2 separate regions of the Homo sapiens genome follow, and region 2 is linked to region 1. The links are chromatin loops, found by intact Hi-C in ENCODE. Cell type or tissue: B cell. All regions are shown on one strand. Links, peaks and the distances in the headings refer to the core of each region. The heading gives the core; the rest is flanking DNA. Region 1 holds the start of MAST2 (microtubule associated serine/threonine kinase 2). Region 2 holds the start of HPDL (4-hydroxyphenylpyruvate dioxygenase like).

The links. Hi-C counts contacts between places; a loop is a spot of excess contacts. Peaks named below come from ENCODE experiments on the same cell type or tissue, not always from the same donor. Only the 100,000 strongest peaks of a DNase experiment are listed, where the experiment ranks them.
Region 2: a loop joins it to region 1, with 9 times the contacts of the local background. A loop is called at or near these places in 2 of 110 quality-filtered maps.

Annotation. Positions count from the first base shown.
Region 1 is chr1:45,798,128-45,810,083 of GRCh38, reverse strand. It overlaps MAST2 (microtubule associated serine/threonine kinase 2), which reads right to left and starts at 6,472. Exons shown (of 29, transcript NM_015112.3): 1 at 6,012-6,472. The coding sequence starts at 6,188. RefSeq lists a silencer at 6,205-6,644. In B cell, for the core only: no CTCF peak of the experiment used is centred there; DNase peaks (open chromatin) are centred at 5,803 and 6,523; H3K4me3 peaks cover 1,833 bases.
Region 2 is chr1:45,319,793-45,331,748 of GRCh38, reverse strand. HPDL (4-hydroxyphenylpyruvate dioxygenase like) reads right to left here and starts at 4,854. Exons shown (of 1, transcript NM_032756.4): 1 at 3,039-4,854. The coding sequence starts at 4,600. The coding sequence ends at 3,485. MUTYH (mutY DNA glycosylase) reads left to right here. Exons shown (of 16, transcript NM_001048174.2): 12 at 1-88; 13 at 193-329; 14 at 415-567; 15 at 1,192-1,233; 16 at 2,312-2,507. The coding sequence ends at 2,443. RefSeq lists enhancers at 1,360-2,294, 3,643-3,752, 4,513-4,762, 4,773-4,822 and a silencer at 7,558-7,852. In B cell, for the core only: no CTCF peak of the experiment used is centred there; a DNase peak (open chromatin) is centred at 4,878; H3K4me3 peaks cover 1,387 bases; H3K27me3 peaks cover 494 bases.

The sequences.
Region 1 (11,956 bases), core at 2,602-10,601:
ATTGTTAGACAAAATGATGACATAGTTCTTACCTTCAATAACATGCAACTTAAAAGCAAAAATGAAATACAAATGAACACAGAAAGTTGAAAGTGCTAAAACACTGATTCATCCTTTCATTCAGCAAATATTTATTCAGCATCTACTTTATATGACCAGGAATGGATCAAACAATATGTTACAGAAACAAAATGAGATAAGACTACTTATTAAGCACCTACTTATTATGTGCTTTCCAGTCATTTTTGCATTTGATCTCTTGGAACCTAAGCTTTCACTTTTAAACCACAGAATTTTGAGAACTGGAATTTCAGGACATTCACAGATTTCCTGAAGCCCAATTAAGGATCCTCCTAGGATCCCATGTGGAAAAACAACTTTGCAGAAGAGTTTCTTTTTGGGTGTGTGGTTTTGTTTTTGTTTTTTGTTTGTTTGTTTTTTGCTTTCTTTACGAGACACGGTCTCATTCTGTCACCCAGACTGGAGTGCAGTGGTACAACCTTGGCTCACTGCAGCCTCAACTTCCAGGGGTCCCACCTCAGCCTCCCAAGTAGCTGGGCCCACAGGCGCGCACCACCAACCCCGACTAATTTTTGTATTTTTTGTAGAGATGGGGTTTCACCATGTTGCTCAGTCTGGTCTCAAACTCCTGAGCTCAAGCAACCCGCCTGCTCAACCTCCCAAAGTGCTGGGATTACAAGTATGAGCCACCACACCTGGCCTCACAGAAGTTTCTGTGGCATTTGAGTTAGGCCTGGAAAACTGAGTAGAATTTTAATATGCGGAAGCAGAGAATAAAGAGCTTCTCAAACTGATGACTAATTAAAGTATATCAAAGTGCCTAACAATAAACAATTACTTACTGAATGTCTATTACATACCAGTTAAAATACTAGAGGCTGAAGATACCATGATGATTAAGACAGCCTCAGAGGAATTCATTTGACTGACTTACAATCAATTAGGACATTGAGCAAATATCTATGTTTCTAATAAATACACAAATAACTATGTTTCAAGTACTATACTAAGCCCTAGGTATACAGAAGTAAATGGAACAGTCTGACTCTCAAAGAACTTACTAATGAGAGAAACAAGATAATTTTAATATTGTATGCCATGATCGAGAAAAGCAGACGGTCCTAAGGAACCAAGAGAAGTGGCAACTAACTGACTCTTCTAACAAAAAGTGCTAAGTATCAAGTAGATCTTGAATGCCAAGGTCTTCAGGCTTAATTCTATGGGTAATAAGAAGCTAATGAAGGTATATGAATAAGGAGAAATGAAATGAACATTTAACGAGTATTTATAAAGCACTTACCATTAGCCAGGGAGGCAATGAGTTCCAATCTTTTGTTAATAGAACGTGAAATATATTAGAGGTTAAGAGACTGAAGACTGAGTAAATACAGTTAAGATACTGCAACAACCAAGACTAAAGTTTATAAATATGAAATTAAGGTAGTGACAATGGGAATAATGGTTTGAAAGATTTCATGAAGGCAGAATCGAGAGAACCTAATGCCAGACTGGCTAAGGGAGTCAAAGGAGAAGAAGTAAAAGACTACAGATGTGGGCCAGGCACGGTGGCTCACGCCTGTAATCCTAATACTTTGGGAGGCCAAGGCGGGTGGATTGCCTGAGCTCAGGAGTTCGAGACCAGCCTGGGCAACACAGTGAAACCCCATCTCTACTAAATACAAAAAATTAGCCAGGCATGCGCTACTCAGGAGGCTGAGACAGGAGAAACGCTTGAACCTGGGAGGCAGAGGTTACAATAAGCCGAGATCGCGCCACTGCACTCCAGCCTGGGCGACAGAGCAAGACTCCATCTCAAAATAAAACAAACAAAAAAAGCCATGGATATAATTTCATGTTGGATGACAAAAAGGAAAGATACAGAGAGAAGCACATTTCAACACAGAAATTATTCTATTTTCATGATACAGTAAACCACTGACCTTCTGGAGATCCAAGTCCTACATCCTGATTAGAACGTATTCTTAAATACTAGTATAATAAAAACTGTAACAAGCACTGTTCCATGTCATGAGAAAGGGAAAAAAAAGTTACGTGTGAGATGTAGATGCTTGCTGATCAGCTGGGCTCTTACTACCCAAATAAATAGAATTCAACCAGTCTCGACACATACAATGAAAATTTTGGCCTTTTTAAAATCATAAATTATTACAAATTATGAACTTTCAAGGTCACTATCAAATTATAAAACTCACAAATGTTAGGCCGGGCACAGTGGCTCACACCTGTAATCCCAGCACTTTGGGAGGCCGAGGTGGGTGGATCACCTGAGGTCAGGAGTTCGAGATCAGCCTGGCCAACATGGTGAAACCCCGTCTCTACTAAAAATACAAAAATTAGCCAGGCGTGGTGGCGGACGCCTGCAATCCCAGCTACTGGGGAGGCTGAAGCTGGAGAATCACTTGAGCCTGGGAGGCGAAGGTTGCAGTGAGCTGAGGTCCCACCACTGCACTCCAGCCTGGGCAACAAAGTGAGACCCTGTCTCAAAAAAAAAAAAAAATCACAAATGTTAAGAACACAAATGATGAGTCTACGGTGGAAATGTTAAGCACAAAAATGGAAATGTAGAGCTAAGGAAAGAGGTCACACCTAAAGAGACTCAGCTCACTTTACAAGGATGTTCTGTGACACAATGCCATAAATAAAGAGGACTGCAGACCCTTGTTCTACATCCTCAACATCTACAAACAGAATGAGCCTGCTAAATAGAGCACAATAAAGGATCAAGCTAAGGACAGAGGACATGTCCTCAAGGAACATTTCAGGAACAGGAAGAGAAAACACAAGACAAAGACACACAAGAGAGCAGTTAGAGAAGCAGTAACAGAATGGATATTATAATATTAAAAAAGAAAAAAATGTCAACAAGGAACACACAGTCAACAGTGACAAATAGTTCACAGAGGTCAGACAAGATGAGGAAAAGACTATCAGATTTAGTAATTTAAAGGTTCCCAGGACTTTTACATATTTCTCTCTGTAACTATTTCACAATGAAAACTTTTCACAAGTAGCCATGAATTATATTTCAATTTGAAAAACAAACTGGGCACTCATGCCCATAATCCCAGCACTTTGGGAGGTCAAGGTGGGAGAATCACTTGAGCCCAGGAGTTCGAGGCTAGCCTGAGCAACATGGTAAGATACCACCTCTACAAAAAATAAAAAATTAGGCCGTGGTAGTTCACGCCTGTAATCCCAGCACTTTGGGAGGCCAAGGCGGGCAGATCATCTGAGGTTAGGAGCTCGTGACTAGCCTGGCCAACATGGTGAAACCCCATCTCCACTAAAAATAGAGAATTAGCCAGGCATGGTGGTGCATGCCTGTAATCCCAGCTACTCGGGAGGCTGAGGCAAGAGAATCGCTTGAATCCGGGAGGCAGAGGTTGCAGTGAGCTGAGAATGTGCCGCTGCACTCCAGCCTGGGCGAGAGAGCAAGACTCTGTCTCAAAAAGAAAAAGAAAAAGAAATTAAAAAATTAGCTGGGCATGGTGGTATGTGCCTATGGTCCCAGCTACTTGGGAGGCTGAGGCAGGAGGATCACTTGAGCCTGGGAGTTCAAGGCTGCCGTGAGCTATGACGGCACCACTACACTCCAGCGTGGGTGACAGAGTGAGATCCTGTCTCAAAAACAAAAATAAGTTTTAGTAACCATCACAATACATTCATACAATGGAAAATTACACAGCAATGAAAAAGAACTGTTTCTACAAGCAACAACATGGATGAGTCTCAAGACATGATCCGAATGAAAGAATCTGGTCACAAAACAGTACACACTATGATTCCATTTATATGAAGTATTAGTTCAAAACAAATCTATAGTGACAGAGGTGGTGAGGGAGGTTACATCTGTAAAAGAGTAGTGCTAGGAGAAAGCACAGGGAGCATTCTAGGGTACTGGGAATGTTCTCCATCCTGATGTGAGTTGTGATCATACAGGTACTCATTCTGTAATATTTCATGGACTGAATGAACCTTTGATTTGTCAAACCTCAATAAAAAAGTAATCCCACACAAAAAAAGCTTTCGGTGACCTTAAAGACATCAGTTTTGGGAAAGCATAAGTGAAGAAGCCAAACCATATTAGAAATGTATACAAGGTGAGGAAGCTAAGACACTGAATACAAACTCATTTTTCAAGAAGGTTGTTGGGGAAGCAAAGAAGAGATAACAAAGTAGTTTGGGTAGGTTACACAATTCAGGGAAATTATGTTGTTTTGTTTTTATTTGTGATATAAAACAAAGAGAGTAACAAGGGTCTAAGGCAAACAAAAGAGGATGAAATCAAGGACATAAGTAGAGAAATTAGCCTCGGAGAGGAGGATGAGTACTTTTCTCTGAGACTGAAGCTAAGGATGAGAAAACACAAAAATCATAAAATAAAGAGGAGGGAAAAATCAAGTAATCTTGAACTCTACCATGAAATACGCAGTAAGGTCAACTGGACAGGTAAACTGAGACAGGAAAGGACCTGGACTTGAAGTTCATTGTACAAGTTTTGACTAGATGATACTGCAGAGAATGTAAAAGATAAGTATTAGGCACATGGGGGAGTAAATTGCAGCAAGAGGACAATGCTCAGCAGCTAGAAGCGGGGCAGAGATGGTCAATGGTGCAGTCTCCTCAGGGCTCAGTGGGGAATAAGAGGTGGAAGAACAAAAGGGGGGAAAAGTCCAAGGGCTACCTAGCATGGTATATAATTTTTAAACTGTCTAAAGGGCCGGGCACACTGGCTCATGCCTGTAATCCCGATTACCTGAGGTCAGAGTTCCAGACCAGCCTGGCCAACATGGTGAAACCCTGTCTCTGCTAAAAATACAAAAAAATTAGCTGGACATGGTGGTAGGCACCTGTAATCCCAGCTAGCCGGGAGGCTGAGGCAGGAGAATCGCTGAACCCAGGAGGTGGAGGTTGCAGTGAGCCGAAATAATGCCACTGCACTCTCCCCTGGGCGACAGAGCGAGACTTCGTCTCAAAAAAAAAAAAAAATGTCTAAGGAAAATGCTAATTTATCTGAGAGAAAAGAGGTAAGAGACCTATAAGAAGTCTTAAAACATTCATGGATGAAGTCAGTAGGATCCCGAATAGAGCTGAACAAAAGGAAAGCTGTCACTAGAGTTCATTACTACAGAACATTTTTCTGTAAATCCAACAAGACCAAGGATTACTTATTCTCCTTTCACTAAACTTATTACCGCTACTAGTGGCAGCTTCTCCTGCCTGATAAAACTGACCTTTATCCCCTACTCATAAATACACCTACTCTTGACTAATAAATTACATAAACATATCCTGTTCATTCAGAAACTCCATGAATATTTGTATGCTGCTGTGTTTTCCCAGTAATGTGTTTTCAGTGGAAAACTAGCAGGCAAACCATATATCTACGAATTCTGTTCACAAAATTGGGCTTAACACTGCTCACATGCAGGTGTTTCACAAGTGCTTTCTTGTGAAATAGATGGTTGGTAAAGAGAGCCTTAACAATGATTGTGAACACACTGGTACAAAAGTATAATGATGGCCAAATCAGAGAATGCTTGGGAGTGTCATCCGTTTTTACAATTTTAAGGACAACCTCTAGAAAACAGGATAACACTACATCAAATTGACTTACATCTTACTCTATTTACTCCTATGGATAACTCCTCAACGCCTCTTTAGTAAGCCTACTCGTTGCAGCTCACACACTCAGCCCACATTCCAGCGTCCTTTCGCCCCATCCAGAACCCCTGACTATCTCTTGCACCAATTTTTCATTCTTCTACACCCCCATTTCCAATACAACCCCAGGCCACCACTTCCATTTCTCCACTCCCCATTTCTCGGCCTCCCCAGACCTCCCACTCCTCCCCGCGAACTACTCAGACCCCACCCCTCCAAAGCTCCAGCCCGGGTCCTCCCGCCGAAGATCCCCTCCCCCACGGCTTCCATTCAGGTTCACCCTCCCGGATCCCAACCCGCCCTACCTGCTCCTTGCCCTCGGGCCCCGCGGGGCCCGTCCGCTCCTCCAGCCGCTGCCTCCCGGGCGGCGCTCGCCGGCGCGGCGGCAAAGACTGAGACAGCTCCGCTGCCCGCTGAACTCCATCCTCCCGGCGGTCGGGCGGCGGCGGCTGCGGTCGGTCGCGGCAGCGGCTCCGCTTCATATCTGCAGCTGGGGCCCGCGGGCGTCAGCGCCGCGACTGTCCCGGCTCCGCACTGCCCCGGGCCGCAGCGCAGCCGCGCCAACCACCACCCGCGGCCACCATGGCCGGACGGGCTCCCTAAGCCACCGACCCCAGCCCGCGGCGCCTTCGAGCCTTCTGGGGCCTCCGGCGCCGCGACCTCCTCTGCGCTCCTCACGGAAGAGACAGCATCGCTGACGCCTCGCCTTCTCCCACCCAGCACACGTTGGGCAGGCCACCCGCCGCCGGCTCAGCCGCCTGCCTACAGCCAGCCTTCGGCCGGCCCCGCCCCTCACGCGCGCGCACCGGGAGCCCGCCCGCCACCTCCGGCCGCGCGCCGCCTCCCGCGCACGCGCCAGCGAACGGTCGCAAAGGACCCGCCCGTGGCCCTGGCGCGCAGTCGGAGGACCAGAAGCGAGCGGGGCTCTCGGCGCGCCGTCAGCGGCTGCGGACTCCCATTGAATCTTTCATTCATCCATTCATGAAACTGCTGGGCCAAGCTCAGTGCTGGGGACCCAAAAATGAGTTCGAGTCGATCGGTGTCCTCAAAGAACTAGGGAGAGAGGGGCCGGGAGCAGGAAGGAGACAGAATAACACAACTAATGAATAGAAGGCTAATGCATGCTTTTTTATTTAGTGCCTGCCAACTCTCACCTAATTCTCACATCACACTTAGGAGGCAAATCTGCGCATTCTCATATTACAGATAAAGAGACTGAGGCGAAGTGAAATGCACCAGGTCACCCAGCAAATCAGTGATCAAACTAGACGGAATTCTGGCTCTTCTGTCCCTTTCCACCGTGTTTGCTCTTTCCGGACAGTAAGACAGTGTGGAAACGCCTATAAAAGTGGAAAAAGTGATGGATTCCTTCTGGGAGGAGGAGAGGACAAAAAAGGCATACAATGAAGTCATCGTGTAGAGCCCAGCCCAGTCTGCTGTGGCCTGGGTAGCCTGACCTGCTGCCTGCAGTGACTCATCTGCTCAGCAACATGTGGTGGTAGCTCAGCTCTGGCCTCCCTCTGGCTTCAGCTGGTCTGCCACATGTTGTGTTTTTCCTCTTTTGACCTAGAAGCCTTGCTTAAAGCCTTCACCCATTTGTCCTGGGCCTCTTCCCTGACCCCTTTCTGAGTAATAAAAATAGCCAACACTATGGAGTGCCCACTGCATACCACACACTGTGCATTCAATTCAGACATACACAAACAAGAAGTAAGTTGTATTTCCATTTTACAGTTGAGGAAATAGGCTCAAATTACATAATATGCTCAACATCACACAGCTTATAAGTCCAGAGCCAGGACTCAAACCCAGGTCTGCCAGATCCGGACAGAAAGACAGTGCGGAAACACCTATAAAAGTGGAAAAAGTGATGGATTCCTTCTGGGAGGCCGGGAGGATGCACATAACCAATGTGCTCTACGGCCTGTCACCAGCCTGCTCCTCTATTCCCTGTCCCAGTTCCTTACCACCCATCCAGTTGCCTCAACCAGAAACCTGGAAATCATCCTGGACTCCTTCCTTGTCCTTTCCTCACATCCAATAAATGAACAAGTCTTATTGCCTCTATAACCTCACTATTTCTCCAATCTGCCTCCTCTTTCCGTCCCATTGGCACCACCTCAAGTTTCATCTTCCCTCACCTACTTGACTGAGAAAGCCTTCAACGGGTTCACTTATGCCAGTCTCATTGTCTTTAAACTCATCCTTCAAAAAGCCCTCACAAGACTCTTCCTATATGTTACTTGCTTGCTTAAAACAATTAAATGGACCGGGTGCAGTGGCTCACGCCTATAATCCCAGCACTTTGGGAGGCCAAGGCGGGCAGATCATGAATTCAGGAGATCGAGACCATCCTGGCTAACACAGTGAAACCCCGTCTCTACTAAAAATACAAAAAAATTAGCCAGGCGTGGTGGTGGGTGCCTGTAGTCCCAGCTACTCAGGAGGCTGAGAACTGCATGAACCTGGGAGACAGAGCTTGCAGTGAGCCAAGATCGTGCCACCGCACTCCAGCCTGGGTGACAGAGCAAGACTCCGTCTCAAAAAAAAAAAAAAAAAAAAAAAACAGTTAAATGAGGCCGGGCACGGTGGCTCACTCCTGTAATCCCAGCACTTTGGGAGGCCAAGGCAGGTGGATAACGAGGTCAGGAGATCAAGACCATCCTGGCCAACACGGTGAAACCCTGTCTCTGCTAAAAATACAAAAAATTAGCTGGGCGTGATGGCGGGCGCCTGTAGTCCCAGCTACTCGGGAGGCTGAGGCAGGAGAATGGCGTGAACCCGGGAGGCGGAGCTGGCAGTGAGCCAAGATCGCACCACTGAACTCCAGCCTGGGCGACAGAGCGAGATTCCATCTCAAAAAAAAAAGCAATTAAATGAATCTCAAGATGAAGTGTAAACTTACTATGGCTGGCAAGGCCATCCAAATCTGGCCTCTACCTCCCTCTCCTTCTCCCATTAATCCATGTGGTGACAACTAATTATAATTATTCCAGCTACATGTACAGGGTCTGTCACATCCTTAGTTACAAATAACAAACAACTCTGACTATCTTAAGCCTAAGGGGTAATTTCTTAGAAGGCTACATAGAATGGATCACAGAGCTGAACAGAGATAGGAGAAAAAGGCTTACGTAGCTGGCAGGAAACAAGGAGCCCCCACAGACTGAACCTTAGGGACAATCTCAGGACACTGCTGTCACAACCACCAGGCAATGAGCTGCGCTGCTACTGTGCACCCCTGCAAAGTAATTCTAACCCTCTCTTCATAGTTGTATCATCATTACAGATCAACAGTCTCTGGCAGGAGAACCCACTGACTCAGCCTTGGTAACTTAAGGACCAGAACCCATTCTACCTTCTCACCTTCCATACTGGTACTGCGAGAGTTATTGGGCAGATAGACTCTAAGCTAGTCCTCCTGCTCTACCTGCTTCCCAGTATTTTACACGTTTATGTAATCCCTTCCCATGAATGGAGATGAGGACTGTGACTTGTTTCCAACCAATAGAATACAAAAAAAGTAACAGGATATCATTTCCTTGATTATGTTACATTATATAAGACTCTATCTTGCTAGAAGACTCACTCTTGCACTCCTAATGGCCTTGACAAAGCAAGCTGTCATTCTCTGAACTGCCTATGGAGAGGTCCATGTGGCAGTAAACTCCAGGCAACCTCTAGGACAGCCTCCGGCCCAACAGCACCAAAACAAAACAAAAAACTCTGTAGGTCCAATCCTACAAGCAGGAGGAAATGAGTTCTCCTAACAGTGAGACTGAGCTTGGAAACAGGCCCTTCTCCAGTTGAGCACCCAGATGGGAACACAGCCCACACAACTTGGTGGAAGCCTGATGAGACCCTGAAGCAAAGAACCGAGCTAACACAAATCTAGACAGAAACTGTGAGATAATAAATGCATGTTATGTTAAGCTTCTAAGCTTGTGGTAATTATATATTTGTATTACATGTTAATACAAAACTAATACAGCCAGATACTTTCTCAGCCTCCCATCAGCCAGAAATGGCAATGTGACACAATGTGGCCCACATCCACTTTTTTTTTCTTTTTTTTTTTTTGTGATGGAGTCTTACTCTGTCACCCAGGCTGGAAGTGCAATGGCTCAATCTCCACTTACCACAACCTCCGCCTCCCAGGTTCAAGTGATTCTCCTGCTTCAGCCTCCAAGTAGCTAAGATTACTGGCGCATGCCACTGCACCCGCCTAATTTTTGTATTTTTAGTAGAGACGGGTTTCTCCATGTTGGCCAGGCTGGTCTTGAACTCCTGACTTCAGGTGATCTGCCCACCTCGGCCTCCTAACGTGCTGGGATTACAGGCGTGAGCCACCACGCCCGGCCCCACATCCACTTTTATACTTGTCTTCACCAGCTCAATAAGTGACAAGTCAATTTTTTTTTTCAGTTGCTCAGGCCAAAACCTCGGAGTGATCCCTGAGTTCTCTCTTTCTCACATACTTCATATCCACTCCACTGGCAAATCCTGTGCAAATTAGTAGGATATTATAATTAGCTGAGGGAGAGGTGTTAGTGACTAGTACTGAGACAATGATAACGGGGACGGACGAACACAGGTGGACTTTAGAGAGATCCAGAAAGTAGAAACCACAGGACCTGTTAACTGCATCAAAGGTGCAGAGAGAAAGAAAAAGCCCTAAGAATGATTTCCAAGTTTCTGGCTTGGACAACTGAGGTAGGGAACAGAAGAGGGAAAAAAAGTGTGAAACAGATTATGGTCAATTCCATTTTAGATGTGTTTGCTCTGAAGTGCCAGTGAGATATCCAAGTGAAGATGTCTAGTAAGCTACTGGTTACACCAGTGTAGAGCTCAGAACTGAGGGCCACCCATAGTTAGATGTTTAACCGATATGAACAATACCATACTCTTAGAATATAAATGTGATCACATTACTTTTCCTTATTCTAGTTAGGCCCCTTATGTCATATTATTAGGAAGCCTAGTATCTCCTCCTTAATTATCTAAGAACTCCAAAATTGTTTTATATTCTAAAAGTTAAGTATGGGCTGGGCACCGTGGCTCACACCTGTAATCCAGAACTTTAGGAGGCCAAGGTGGGATGATCACTTGAGCCCAAGATTTTTTTTAAAATTATTATTATTATTATACTTTAAGTTTTAGGGTACATGTGCACAATGTGCAGGTTAGTTACATATGTATACATGTGCCATGCTGGTGTGCTGCACCCATTAACTCGTCATTTAGCATTAGGTATATCTCCTAATGCTATCCCTTCCCCCTCCCCCCTGAGCTCAAGATTTTTGAGACCAGCCTAGGTGACATGGCAAAACCCCATCTCTACAAAAAATACAAAAACTAGCTGGGCATGGTGGCACATGCCTGTAGTCCCAGCTACTCAGGAGGCTGAAGTGGGAGGATCACTTGAGCGTGGGAGATGGAGGTTGTAGTCAGCCAAGATCACACAACTGCACTCCAGCTTGGGTGACAGAATGCGACCCTGTCTCAAAAAAAAAAAGGTAAGTATAGCAGTTATCTATTGTCATATAACAAACTGTCTCAAAACTTGTGGCTTAAAACAACAACCATTTATTTAGCTGACATTTTTGTGAGCCAACTGGGCAGTTCTTATGGTCTGGTCCAGTTTATCTAATCACTGCTAGGCTTGCTTATGCATCTGCAGTCGGCTGAGGGCTGGCTGGCTGGTGGCTAAGTCATCTAAAATGGCTTCTGTCACACATATGGCAATTGGCAGGCCATTGGCCATGGCAGTGGGAATGACTAACCCATATAGCTCTCACCATCCTTCAGGCTTACTTGGACTTCTTCACATGACAGCAGTGGTAGGGGGTCCTGTGAGGAGGAAGAGACAGCGAGCCGCAATGTGAAAGCACTTTTCAAATCTCTGTTGATGCCACATTAGCAACTGTGTCATTGCCAAAGCAAGTCAGTGTGGCCAGGGACTAAAGTTACATGGCAAGGGGGAATAGATTCAGGGAGGGGAAGAACTTGTGGCTGTCTTTGAAATCTACTTCAGGAAGATCAGTCCAACTTCCATAGCCAAATTCAGCTATAATTAGATCAGTCCATTGGCATCTTTGCTCCCTGGGACCATATTATGGACTGAATGTTTGTGTCTCCCCCAGATTTGTACGTCAAAGTCCTAACACCTAGTGTGGCTGTATTTGGAGATGAGGCCTCTAAGGAAGTAATTAAACTTAAATGAGGTTTTAAGGGTAGGGCCCTAATCCTA
Region 2 (11,956 bases), core at 1-8,000, 480 kb after region 1:
CCCAGGGAGGAGAGCTCTGCCACCTGTGTTCTGGAACAGCCTGGGGCCCTTGGGGCCCAAATTCTGCTGGTGCAGAGGCCCAACTCAGGTACCTGGATACTGGGCGTGGAGGGCAGTGGCATGAGTAACAAGAGAGAATGGAGGGAATCGGCAGCTGAGGCCTGACCCCTGCCTGGCTGCCCTCCCTCTCAGGTCTGCTGGCAGGACTGTGGGAGTTCCCGTCCGTGACCTGGGAGCCCTCAGAGCAGCTTCAGCGCAAGGCCCTGCTGCAGGAACTACAGCGTTGGGCTGGGCCCCTCCCAGCCACGCACCTCCGGCACCTTGGGGAGGTAAGTGAGCAGCGGAATAGCCAAGGATGTTGGCTTTTGAGGCTATATCCACAGGCCTATTTGAACCCCTTGACCCTTCCTCCAGGTTGTCCACACCTTCTCTCACATCAAGCTGACATATCAAGTATATGGGCTGGCCTTGGAAGGGCAGACCCCAGTGACCACCGTACCACCAGGTGCTCGCTGGCTGACGCAGGAGGAATTTCACACCGCAGCTGTTTCCACCGCCATGAAAAAGGCACTACCTTTGTTGTCTTTGTTGTACTTCCTTGTGTTTCCTACATGTTCTACATGAATATATTACTGTGTAAACAGGAAAAAAAGCATTTTTTTTTGAGACGGAGAATCGCTCTGTTGCCCAGGCTGGAGTGCAATGGCGCTATCTCGGTTGACTGCAACCTCCATCTCCCGGGTTCAAGTGATTCTCCTGCCTCAGCTTCCTGAGTAGCTCGGATTACAGGCGCCCGCCACCATGCCTGGCTAATTTTTGTATTTTTAGTAGAGATGAGGTTTCACCATGCTGGCCAGGCTGGTCTCCAACTCTTGACCTCAAGTGATCCGCCCGCCTCAGCCTCCCAGAATGCTGGGATTACAGGTGTGAGCTACCACACCCAGCCATGATTTTTTGTATTTTTAGAGATGGGGTTTCACCATGTTGGCCAGGCTGGTCTCAAACTCCTGGCCTCAAGTGATCCACCCGACTTGGCCTCCCAAAATGCTGGGATTATAGGCGTGAGCCACCATGCCTGGCCAAAAAAGCATATTTTAAACAAAAGTACTGGGACATGAAGTTAAGGGCAGAACACCGGTTTATCTCTTTTGCAAAAAGTGCCAGCCCTCACCTCCCTGTCTTCTTGTCTAGGTTTTCCGTGTGTATCAGGGCCAACAGCCAGGGACCTGTATGGTAAGTCTCCTAGGCCTCTCCCAACCGTGTCTCCCCAGGCCTGAGTCCATAGGTTTTTAGTCAGTTAACTAACGAATGTCTGGGTGAACATTCTCCACTCCAGGCTTCACTGGAGGGAGGAATAGTTCTTGACCTGGAGACCTTCCATTGTGGGGTGCAGGGTAGAGGGAAAGGAAAAAAATGATGAGGACTCTCCAGTGTCACAGGTGTGTGAAATGCCTGTACTGAGTTTTGTGGGATATGAATTGTGGAGCCATCAGTTCTTTTTTTTTTTTTTTTTTTTTTTTGAGACAGTCTCACTGTCACCCAAGCTAGAGTGCAGTGGCCCGATCTCGGCTCACTGCAATCTCCCACAACTGGATTAAAGCGATTCTCCTGCCTCAGTCTCCCAAGTAGCTGGGATTACAGGTGCCTGCTACCACACCCAACTAATTTTTGTATTTTTAGTAGAGACAGGGTTTCACCATGTTGACTAGGCTGGTCTCGAACTCCTGACCTCAAGTGATCTGCCCATCTTGGCCTCCCAAAGTGCTGGGATTACAGGCGTGAGCCACCACACCCATCCATGGGAGCTATCAGTTCTAATTGGGAGACGGATCAGGAAAGGCTGTTTGGAGGAAGCAGCTGGTAATCTTCGTCCTAGAAATGAATCCTTTTCTTCAGGTTTGGGAGGGGAATCAACCGTAGCGATGTTCTTTCCAGTCCCAAGAGTAGTGTGAGCAAAGGTGGAGCCCAGTGCAGGCTGCAGTGCTCAAGGAGCTGTGAGCAGTTGGTTTAGCTGGAAAGGTCAGCAGGGCCTGCTGGGTCAGTCAGGGTGTGAGCCCTAGGCTGCTGACTCATTTTAGGTGGAGGAGAGAGGAGTCAGATTTGCATTTTTAGGACAATTCGATTCCCTCAGGCAGCCTTTTGGAGGGTTGATTGATGGGGCAGATACTTGAGGCAGGATGAAAGCTCTACAGCATTCCAGGCTAAGCCTAGCTAGATCAGTAGAGTCGGGGAAAGGGAGAGAGGACAAGGAGAGGATTCTCTGCTCCCCCTCCCCCAACTACAAGGCCTCCCTCCTTCCATTTTTTCACAGGGTTCCAAAAGGTCCCAGGTGTCCTCTCCGTGCAGTCGGAAAAAGCCCCGCATGGGCCAGCAAGTCCTGGATAATTTCTTTCGGTCTCACATCTCCACTGATGCACACAGCCTCAACAGTGCAGCCCAGTGACACCTCTGAAAGCCCCCATTCCCTGAGAATCCTGTTGTTAGTAAAGTGCTTATTTTTGTAGTTATTTTATGTTGTATTTTTTTGAGATGGGGGTCTCGCTATGTTGCTCAGACTGGTTTCGAACTCAGGTGATTCTGGCCTCAAGTGATTCTCCCACTTCAGCCTCCTAAAGTGCTTGGATTACAGGCATGAGCCACCACGCCCGCCCTTTTGTAGCTATTTTGGACAGCCTTCCACCCTCTCCCTAGCCCCCTCACCCCTTATATCTGAGGGAGGGACCCAGAAAAGTGGTGACGTTCTGCTTGGTTCTGACTTTCTCTGGCTGAACTCCCAGCCAGCCCCGGGCAGATGGGGTTGGAGTGGGGGTGTTCTGTCCAGACTGATCTGCCCTCCAACCCCCAGGAGAAAGGCAAGGCAGCTACAGGGAGAACCTGCCAGTGGCTGACACACAACACCCTCTGTTTACGTCTCAGGTCAGCTCTAATTGGAGTGGTGGCATCACTCTGGAGTAGGTAGTTGGGCTCAACTCTCACCCAGCCCCTCCCCACCTGAGTGGTCGCTCCCTAGGGGGAGAGGAAGCACAGGAGAAGATTTGTTCTGTTTTAAATTCCTACCTCAAATACGAAATAATTTATTTAGGGTTATGTTACATACGGAGTGAAACAATACAGAAAAGCAAAGGGCTAATAATGACAGGATTTGAGGAGTGGGTGGGAGGAAATAGAATCACAGCGGGACACAGGGAGGACTCGAAAGTATTGGTTATGTTCTATTTCCTAGTGTGTAATTCTTTTATTGTTCTTTGTATCTTACATATTTATTATAGACTGTATATAAGAAATGTTTTAGTTTTAAAAAATCCCACCTCTTTGGAGCCCAATGAGAGACACAGCTTCTGGCAGGCACTGATGAAATGGAAGTCACACCTGCCCCCCGGAGGCAAAGCCTTTCACTAGTTGGGCCTCCTGCAGATGTTCCTCAGTTCTGTGCTGGTCTCCCCAGAGCTGCAGGACAGCTGGCTGCACCCAGCCCTGGGCATCCTTAGGCTTCCTGGCTCCTGGCAGATTGCTCCTGTACGGACTGCCACAGAGCTCTGATGTTGCCCTGACCAAAGCCAGTGGCCCCCTGCCTCTGAATCAGCTCCAGGAAGAAAGTGTCCTCAGTAAAAAGGGACTTGGTGAAGACCTGAAGCAGAAACTTGCCTTTATCACCATCTAGCAGGATCCCCTGTCGAGCAAGCAGATGAGGCTCGTGCCCTGCAGCTCGGATCTGCCTCTCCTTTCCTGGCTGCTGGTAGTATGCCCCAGGGGGAGCCAGGAACTGGCCTCCAGCAGTTGCCACCCCCTCAGTGGCCTCCACAATGTTAGGCGTATACAGCCCCACGTGCTGCAGGCCTGGCCCCTTGTGCCGGGCCAGGAACTGCTCCACCTGGTCCTGTCGTGTCGTCGCCCCCGGAAGGGACTCAGCCAGAACAAGAGTGGGGACAATGCTGCCCGGCTGGGCCTGCAGGGCTGTAAGCCTCAGTCCCCCAAGCCCAAACCCTGCTGTCATTTCGAGGCCCAGCTCGGGATCCTCACCTGGGCTCAGCGGCAAGTGGCAAAAGCCCAGGCAGTCGTGGAACCAGCGCAAAAGTGTGGGGGAGCTGCCGGGGGTGCAGGCCAAGGTCAGGTGGTCCACGCGGCTGACCCACCCGGGGCCAGGCGCAGAGGACACGGGCCTGAAGCCGGGTAGGAAGGGTCCGCGGTAGCCAGCGCGCTCCAGCAAGGTCAGGCTGAGGATGCCGGCAGGCGAGCTGACCACGGCGTAAGTGGCGGCACCCTGCGCGTCCCGCACGCGAACGGGAGGGACAGGCACGCTGCAGCCCAGCGCTGCCAGCTCCCGGGTTGCAGCGCCGGCGTCCGCCACGTCGAAGCACAGGTTTGTGGCGCTGGGCACGGCGTGACGCGGATCCAGGCCGTACAGCGGCTCTCCAGACCCTGCGCCCTCGTTCACCAAAAAGACCGCGTCGCCGCTGCGCAGGGCTAGCTGCCGCCAGCCGTCCACCTCCCGCGAAGCCAGGGGCTGGAAGCCGAAGAGGCGCTGCAGGTTCCGGGCTAGGGGCTGCCCGGCGGGCACGTGGAAGGCGATGTGGCACAAACGAAGGGCGGGCGCGGCCATGGCGCTCTGGACGGCGACCTAGACTTGTCCTTCTGGGGCCGCTTACTTGTGGTTGGGGACTTCGGGGCTCTCAGTCCTGGGCTGATCGTCCGGAGTTGGGGAGTCCGGCTCACCCCGCAGAGCGCGTTCCTCGCTTTCTTCCGGAAAGAAGTCACCCGCCGACCCCTGAGAGCTCGCGGTTCTCCCTGCAGCGCCACCCCAGCCAGGAGCAGCGTCTGGACCACCGGGTCTCAGTGAGCCGAGCTGCTGGTTGTGAGAACCACGCGGTGCCTGTGCTCGCGCCAAGCAGGAGAAAGAGGGCGGAGCCCGTGACTCCGCCTTTGACTCCCCACCCCCTCCCCCACACCCTGTCGCCTCGGATACTGCGGGGTCGCCGCGCTGCTCTTTCCCCGGGCCTCACGCCTGGTCACATCCTTGGGCACTGAGCCTCCCTTCCCCAGCCCAGGAACTCACAATGGCTGCCTTCACTCGGCGCCAGGCACTGGGCTCCCACTCATCCCCCCAACCTCACAGCGAAGGGACTCAGCCCGGGTTCAGGGAAAGAGTTGGAATTCTCTCTCCACAAGCACGGAATTTTTTAGCACTTTCATGTTTTTTCTTTAAGTTCTGGAGTTTGCCTCTAAGTCTTAATGTTCCCTGGAATACACACACACACACACACACACACACACACACGTTTATATGTTTTGAGACAGGGTCTCACTCTGTCACCCAGGCTGGAGTGGCACAATCACAGCTCACTGCAGCCTCCACCTCCTGGGTTCAGGCGATTTTCCTTGCCTCAGTGCACAAATAGCTGGGACCACAGGCGGACGCCACCACACCCAGCTAATTAAAAATAATTTTTTTTTTTAGAAATGGGGTCTTGCTATATTGCCCAAGCTGGTTTTAAACCCCTGGGCTCAAGCCATCTTTCCACCTCAGCCTCCCAAAGTGTTGGGCAATCTCTCAACCAGTCCTGTCTCTTTCTTCAATCACCCTTCTGTCAACATCATTTAACCCCTTGTCCCAAGCAAGATTTGGAGGAAAAATCTGACGGTTCGGGATCTGAAAGGAACAGCTGCCTGGCTGTCATTCCCCTTCCCCATCCTTTGAGGACTGGAACACAGGCCCTCCTTGCTCTTTGCAGCTTCCTGACTTGGCATTGAGCCAGAGATTTCTGTGGTGGGGGCACTTCTGGCTCTGAAACCCAGAATTGTGTGAGATGACTGGATTGAGGAATTTGTAGTCTTCTGGAACTTCAACTGAGTGGCCCTTGAAGGGTTAGGGAAGGGCATCCAAGAAGGGCAAAGGGCATAAGCAAAAACTCAGTAAGAGTGTGAGCCAGACTCTTAGAGGAGCAATGGGCCATGCTGTTAGGGAGGCATTTAGGATGAATGCCACAGTCCAAGGCATCACAAGAAATTTTTTTGTCAGGCAGCCTGATCTACTGGGTTTCATTGGCAAGAGGGAGAAGGATGTCATAGGGGACAGGGGCTAGCTGGATGTCATGGTGTTCAGGCCTGCAGGCAGGAGGGCAGTACCCAGGAGCTGGTCAGGGTGGTAAAAGGTACTTGGTGCTACTCTGCAGACCAGTGAATGTGAGGACATGAGTTCCAAAAGCCAGACGGACCTGGGTTTGAATCACCAGCAACACTTACTGTCTGTATGGGCAAGTTGCTTAACGCCTCTGAGCCTTAATTTGCCCATCTGTAAAAATGGAAATAATAGTACCTACTTCAAAGAGTTGTGATTAAGTGAGGTGGAGTAAGTGTTCAGTAAATAGTAGCTGTTGCTATTGTAGTTACTGTTTTTTTTTTTAATTAATTTTATTTTCCCACATATTCTAATATTTATTTATTTTAAAAAGTTTTTCAGAGCTGGGCACAGTGGCTCACACCTGTAATCTCAGCACTTTGGGAGGCTGAGGCAGGCGGATCACCTGAGGTCAGGAGTTCAAGACCACCCTGGCCAACATGGTGAAACCCCATCTCTACTAAAAATACAAAAAATTAGATGTAATCCCAGCTACTCGGGAGGCTGAGGCAGGAGAATCACTTGAACCCAGGAGGCGGAGGTTGCAGTGAGCCAAGATCATGCCATTGCACTGTAGCCTGGGCAACAAGAGAGAAACTCTGTCTCAAAAAAAAAAAAAAAGAAAAGAAAAAAGTTTTTTTAGAGATGAGGTCTTACTCTGTCACCTAGGCTGGAGTGTAGTGGCATGATCACAGCTCACTGCAGGCTCCAACTCCTGGGCTTAAGCAATCCTTCCACCTCAGTCTCCCAAGTAGCTTGGGACTACAGGTGCACACCACCATGCCTGGCTATTTAGTTATTGTTTTATTTTATCTCATGATACAATGCCAGTGGTACCTCCCAGAAGGTGTTGTGTGGCCTACTAGAGAGATGGGGACAGGGGCTTCACTGGCATGGGCCAAAGGCTAGGCAGCCTACTCAATGAGCAGCTCACCCCAAGGAATCCTGGGTAGTAAGAAAGGAAAGTAAATCTTGGGGGCCCCAAATCACTAAGCTAAAAGGAAAAGTCAAGCTGGGAACTGCTTAGGGCCAATCTGCCTCCCATTCCGTTCAAAGTCACAGTAAGAGTTAAAGAAAGAGGAAAGAAACACAAAAAGCAGCTCAAAAATCAAACCTGAGAGGGGCTTCTGGCTGATTTCAGTCAGGAGTGCTCTCTCTTACAGACTATTTATTTATTTATTTATTTATTTATTTAGAGATGGATTCTCACTCTGTCACCAGGCTGGAGTGCAGTGGCGAGATCTCAGCTCACTGCAACCTCCGCCTCCCGGGTTCAATCGATTCTCCTGCTAGCCTCCCAAGTAGCTGGGACTTACAGGCACGCACCACCATACCCAGCTAATTTTTGTATTTTTTTTAGTAGAGACGGGTTTCACCATATTGGCCAGGATGGTCTCAATCTTTTGACCTCATGATCCGCCTGCCTCCACCTCCCAAAGTGCTGGGATTACAGGCGTGAGCCACCGCGTCTGGCCCAGACTAACAGTATTTATTGGAGAGAGCTTGGAATGTTTCTGTGTCAGGGAGAAGTTTATGGTGGAGTTGGAATGTCTCTGGTTGGAGGGGAGGTTATCTTGAGGCTGACACCTCTCCAGCCGAAGGGGAGGTTATCTTGGGGCTGGCATGTCTCTGGCTGGGGAGGGGCTTGGAACGTTTCTGGTCAGAGATGTCATTTGTGGTTTATGGTCATGCTGACCTTAGCCATTAGGCTGATGCCCTTTGGATTTAGGCAGTTTTTGATCAAGGCAAAACTTAAAATGGCAGTGCTTGTCCAAGATGGCAGTGCTCCTGCTCCGTCAGTCCAGACTCTATAGTGATAAAAAGGACGGGGGCAGCCAGGTGCAGTGGCTCACACCTGTAATCCCAGCACTTTGGGAGGCCAAGGCGAGTGGATAGCTTGAGGTCAAGTATTCAAGACCAGCCTGACCAACACGGTGAAACCCCATCTCTGCTAAAAAAAATACAAAATTAGGCCAGGCGCGGTGGCTCACGCCTGTAATCCCAGCACTTTGGGAGGCCGAGGCGGGTGGATCACGAGGTCAGGAGATCGAGACCATCCTGGCTAACACGGTGAAACCCCGTCTCTACTAAAAATACAAAAAATTAGCTGGGCGTGGTGGCGGGCACCTGTAGTCCCAGCTACTCGGGAGGCTGAGGCAGGAGAATGGCGTGAACCCAGGAGGCGGAGCTTGCAGTGAGCCGAGACTGAGCCACTGCACACCAGCCTGGGCGACAGGGCGAGACTCCGTCTCAGAAAAAGAAAAATTAGCCAGGCATGGTGGTGCACGCCTGTAATGCCAGCAAGCTGAGAGGCTGAGGCAGGAGAATTGCTTGAACCCAGGAGGCGGAGGTTGCAGTGAGCCGAGATCGCACCATTGCACTCTAGCCTGGGCAACAAGAGCGAAGCTCCATCTCAAAAAAAGAAAAAAAAAAAAAAGGGCCGGGTACGGTGGTTCATGCCTGTAATCCCAGCACTTTGGGAGGTTGAGGTGGGTGGATCATCTGAGGTCAGGAGTTTGAGACCAGCCTGGCCAGCACAGTGGAAACCCCGTCTCTACTAAAATACAGAAATTAGCCAGGTGTGGTGGGCGCATGCCTGTAATCCCAGCTACTTGGAAGGCTGAGACATGAGAATCACTTGAACCCAGTAGGCGCAGGTTGTAGTGAGCAGAGATCATGCTACTGCACTCTAGCCTGGGTGACAGAGTTAGACTCTGTCCCCCCCAAAAAAAAAAAAAAAAAAAAGAGGGGCGGCATGTTCTTTCTGGCTACTTCCTTTTGACGGGGATGGAGAGTTTTCTGGTTTCGGATTGACTATAGGAGTAATGCCATCTGTAGATGTTTTGGGGTAGTTGTCTGTGAAATGGCCATGATCCTGTCAGTTAAAAATCCTTGAAAAAAGTTTATTAGGCAGGGTAAGAACATTAGTCCTGGGCATATTATTAGGAGATGGCCCAGGAATGGGGATGACTCATGCTACGATTTTGTTCCCAAACCAAGAATCCATTTGGTTGTTTTGGTATTCCCTTAGCTTTTTAGTTCTTTCTTGCCGAGACCAGCTCGGTCGGGGAGACCCTAACCCAGCGGCGCTAGAGGAATTAAAGACACACACACAGAAATATAGAGGTGTGAAGTGGGAAATCAGGGGTCTCACAGTCTTCAGAGCTGAGAGCCCCGAACAGAGATTTACCCACATATTTATTAACAGCAAACCAGTCATTAGCATTGTTTCTATAGATACTAAATTAACTAAAAGTATCCCTTATGGGAAATGAAGGGATGGGCCGAATTAAAGGAATAGGTTGGGCTGGTTAACTGTAGTAGTTAACTGTAGCAGGATCTTCTGCTTAGTTTCTCAATTCATCCAAACCGTATCCAGGCCATCACCAATCATTCTATACGACAAATGCTCCTTCTAACAACCCCACAATATCACCCCTTACCACAAAATCTTCCTTCAGCTTAATCTCTCCGACTCTAGGTTCCCATGCCACCCCAATCCCGCTCGAAACAGCCCTGAAAAACATCGCCCATTATCTCTCCATACCACCTCCCAAAATTTTCACCACCCCAACACTTCAACACTATTTTGTTTTATTTTTCTTATTACTATAAGAAGACAGGAATGTCAGGCCTCTGAGCCCAAGCCTGCACGTATTCATCCAGATGGCCTGAAGTAACTGAAGAATCACAAAATAAGTGAAAATGGCTGGTTCCTGCCTTAACTGATGACATTACCTTGTGAAATTCCTTCTCCTGGCTCATCCCGGCTCAAAAGCTCCCCCACTGAGCACCTTGTGACCCCCACCCCTGCCAGCCAGAGAACAACCCCCTTTGACTGTAATTTTCCACTACCAACCCAAATCCTATAAAATGGCCCCACCCCTATCTCTCTTCGCTGACTCTCTTTTCAGGCTCAGCCCACCTGCACCCAGGTGATTAAAAAGCTTTATTGCTTATACAAAGCCTGTTTGGTGATGTCTTCACACATACGCGCGTGAAAGATCTGACTTGATCAAATCCAAAGGAAAGTTCCAAATTTTGTGGAACAAAGCCTCTCAAATGGTTGAATTAAAAAAAAAAAAGAAAGGCGGTGTGGTGAGGGAGAAAAACAGCCAGCAAAAGGGAGAAAAGAGGACAGATTTTGGATTTTGACTACTTTAGCCCCTTTAGGGGCTTTATTTACATAACGAGGCCACCTTTTTGCTAGTCAGGCGAAACTGAAAGAGCAATGGCTGTGCTTCTGAAACAGCGGCAATTTGTCCCAGCTCAAAAATGGTAATGAAATTTAAAAACATTTTTTTAAAGGAGCTCAATGGTTAAAGTCAGCTTAATTAAAAGCTAACATCCAAGATGTGTGTGTGTACGTGTGCATATGTGTGTTTGTATTCAAAGGCCGTCATTTATTTTTTCTGTCCTAGGACGTTGTCCTTTATTTTTGAGGAAAAGTTTTTTCTTCTTAGTTGACTGAATTCTGTTTTCTTCATTCACTTCTCCTGTCTCTCCTTTCTCTTGTACCCTCTGCTGCATGAGGGACCTAAAATAGTTTACAATCACCTGGGGTTCCTTTAAGAAAACGGAGAAGTTGCCAGACTCCCTTTTGGGGAGAAACTTGTTATTCCTTATAGAACCCCAAAAGTGTAAACAGACAAGTTCATCTCAGCCTTTAAGCTGCTTGCTTTTGTATTGTGTTACCGGATATATTGACTATAATAATTATTGCAACACAGGGTACTCTGGGTTTTTAAAGAAGGGTGTAGTTTAGACACTTAGAAATATCTTTGTTTTAAAAAAAAATTTTTTTTAAGTGCACTGTAAAAACATCAGATAGTCTAGCCTCAGAATAATTCTCCCGGTTTGGAAACCCAGGATTCAGTGTGGGCCCTGCCCAGAGCTCAGAGAGCTAGTTAAAAGACAGGTAGTCTGGCCAGGTGTGGTGGCTCACACCTGTAATCCCAGTACTTTGGGAGGCCGAGGCGGGTGGATCACCTGAGGTCAGGAACTCGTGACCAGCCTGACTAACATGGTGTAAACCCCATCTCTACTTAATACAAAAAAATCAGCCAGGCATGGTGGTGCATGCCTGTAATCTGAGCTACTTGGACTGAGACAGGAGAATCACTTGTACCTGGGAGGTAGAGGTTGCAATGGGGATTGATGATGCAACTGGGTAGAGGGGGAGGTTCGATTTTTATGGTGTATGAGAAAGCGCATAGTGTCTATGAATAACCTTTCACTGCTATTCATGGGGCCAGGTATAAGCAAGCAAGAGGACAGCTAGGAGGAGAGTCCGAAGAACAAGGGGAAGGTAGCCAAGGATGGAGTGAAATGCAGGGCAAATGTCTTAAAGGAAATGAGAGGTTCTAAGAGGCGAGCTCGTGGCTTGTAACCCACATGGAAGAGGTTAAAAAGGACGATAGAATGGAATGAGCCTGTGAGGCTGGAAGGAGGTATTTTCCTTGGTCTAAGAACCATTTGCCTTGAGTAGGGAGGGATTGATATGTGGAAACTTCAGTGGGAGAGTAAGTAGGAGTGACTGATGAGGAGAAAAACTGGCCATGAGGGACAGAAGTAGGAATACAGGCTGCTTCTTTAGCTGTCTTATCAGCATAATTGTTGCCTTGAGCAATGGGGTCTGAGGCCCTTTGATGGCCTTTTCAGTGAATGACTCCAGCTTCCTTTGGAAATAAAGCGGCCTTGAGAAGAGGAAATCTCTTTCAGCCCATGTAACAGCATGGTGGTGCAGTATGGAAGGCATATTTAAAGTCAGTATAAATATTAGCATGCAGTCCTTTTGCAAGAATGAGGGCTCGAGTTAAGGAAATGAGTTCGGCTTGTTGA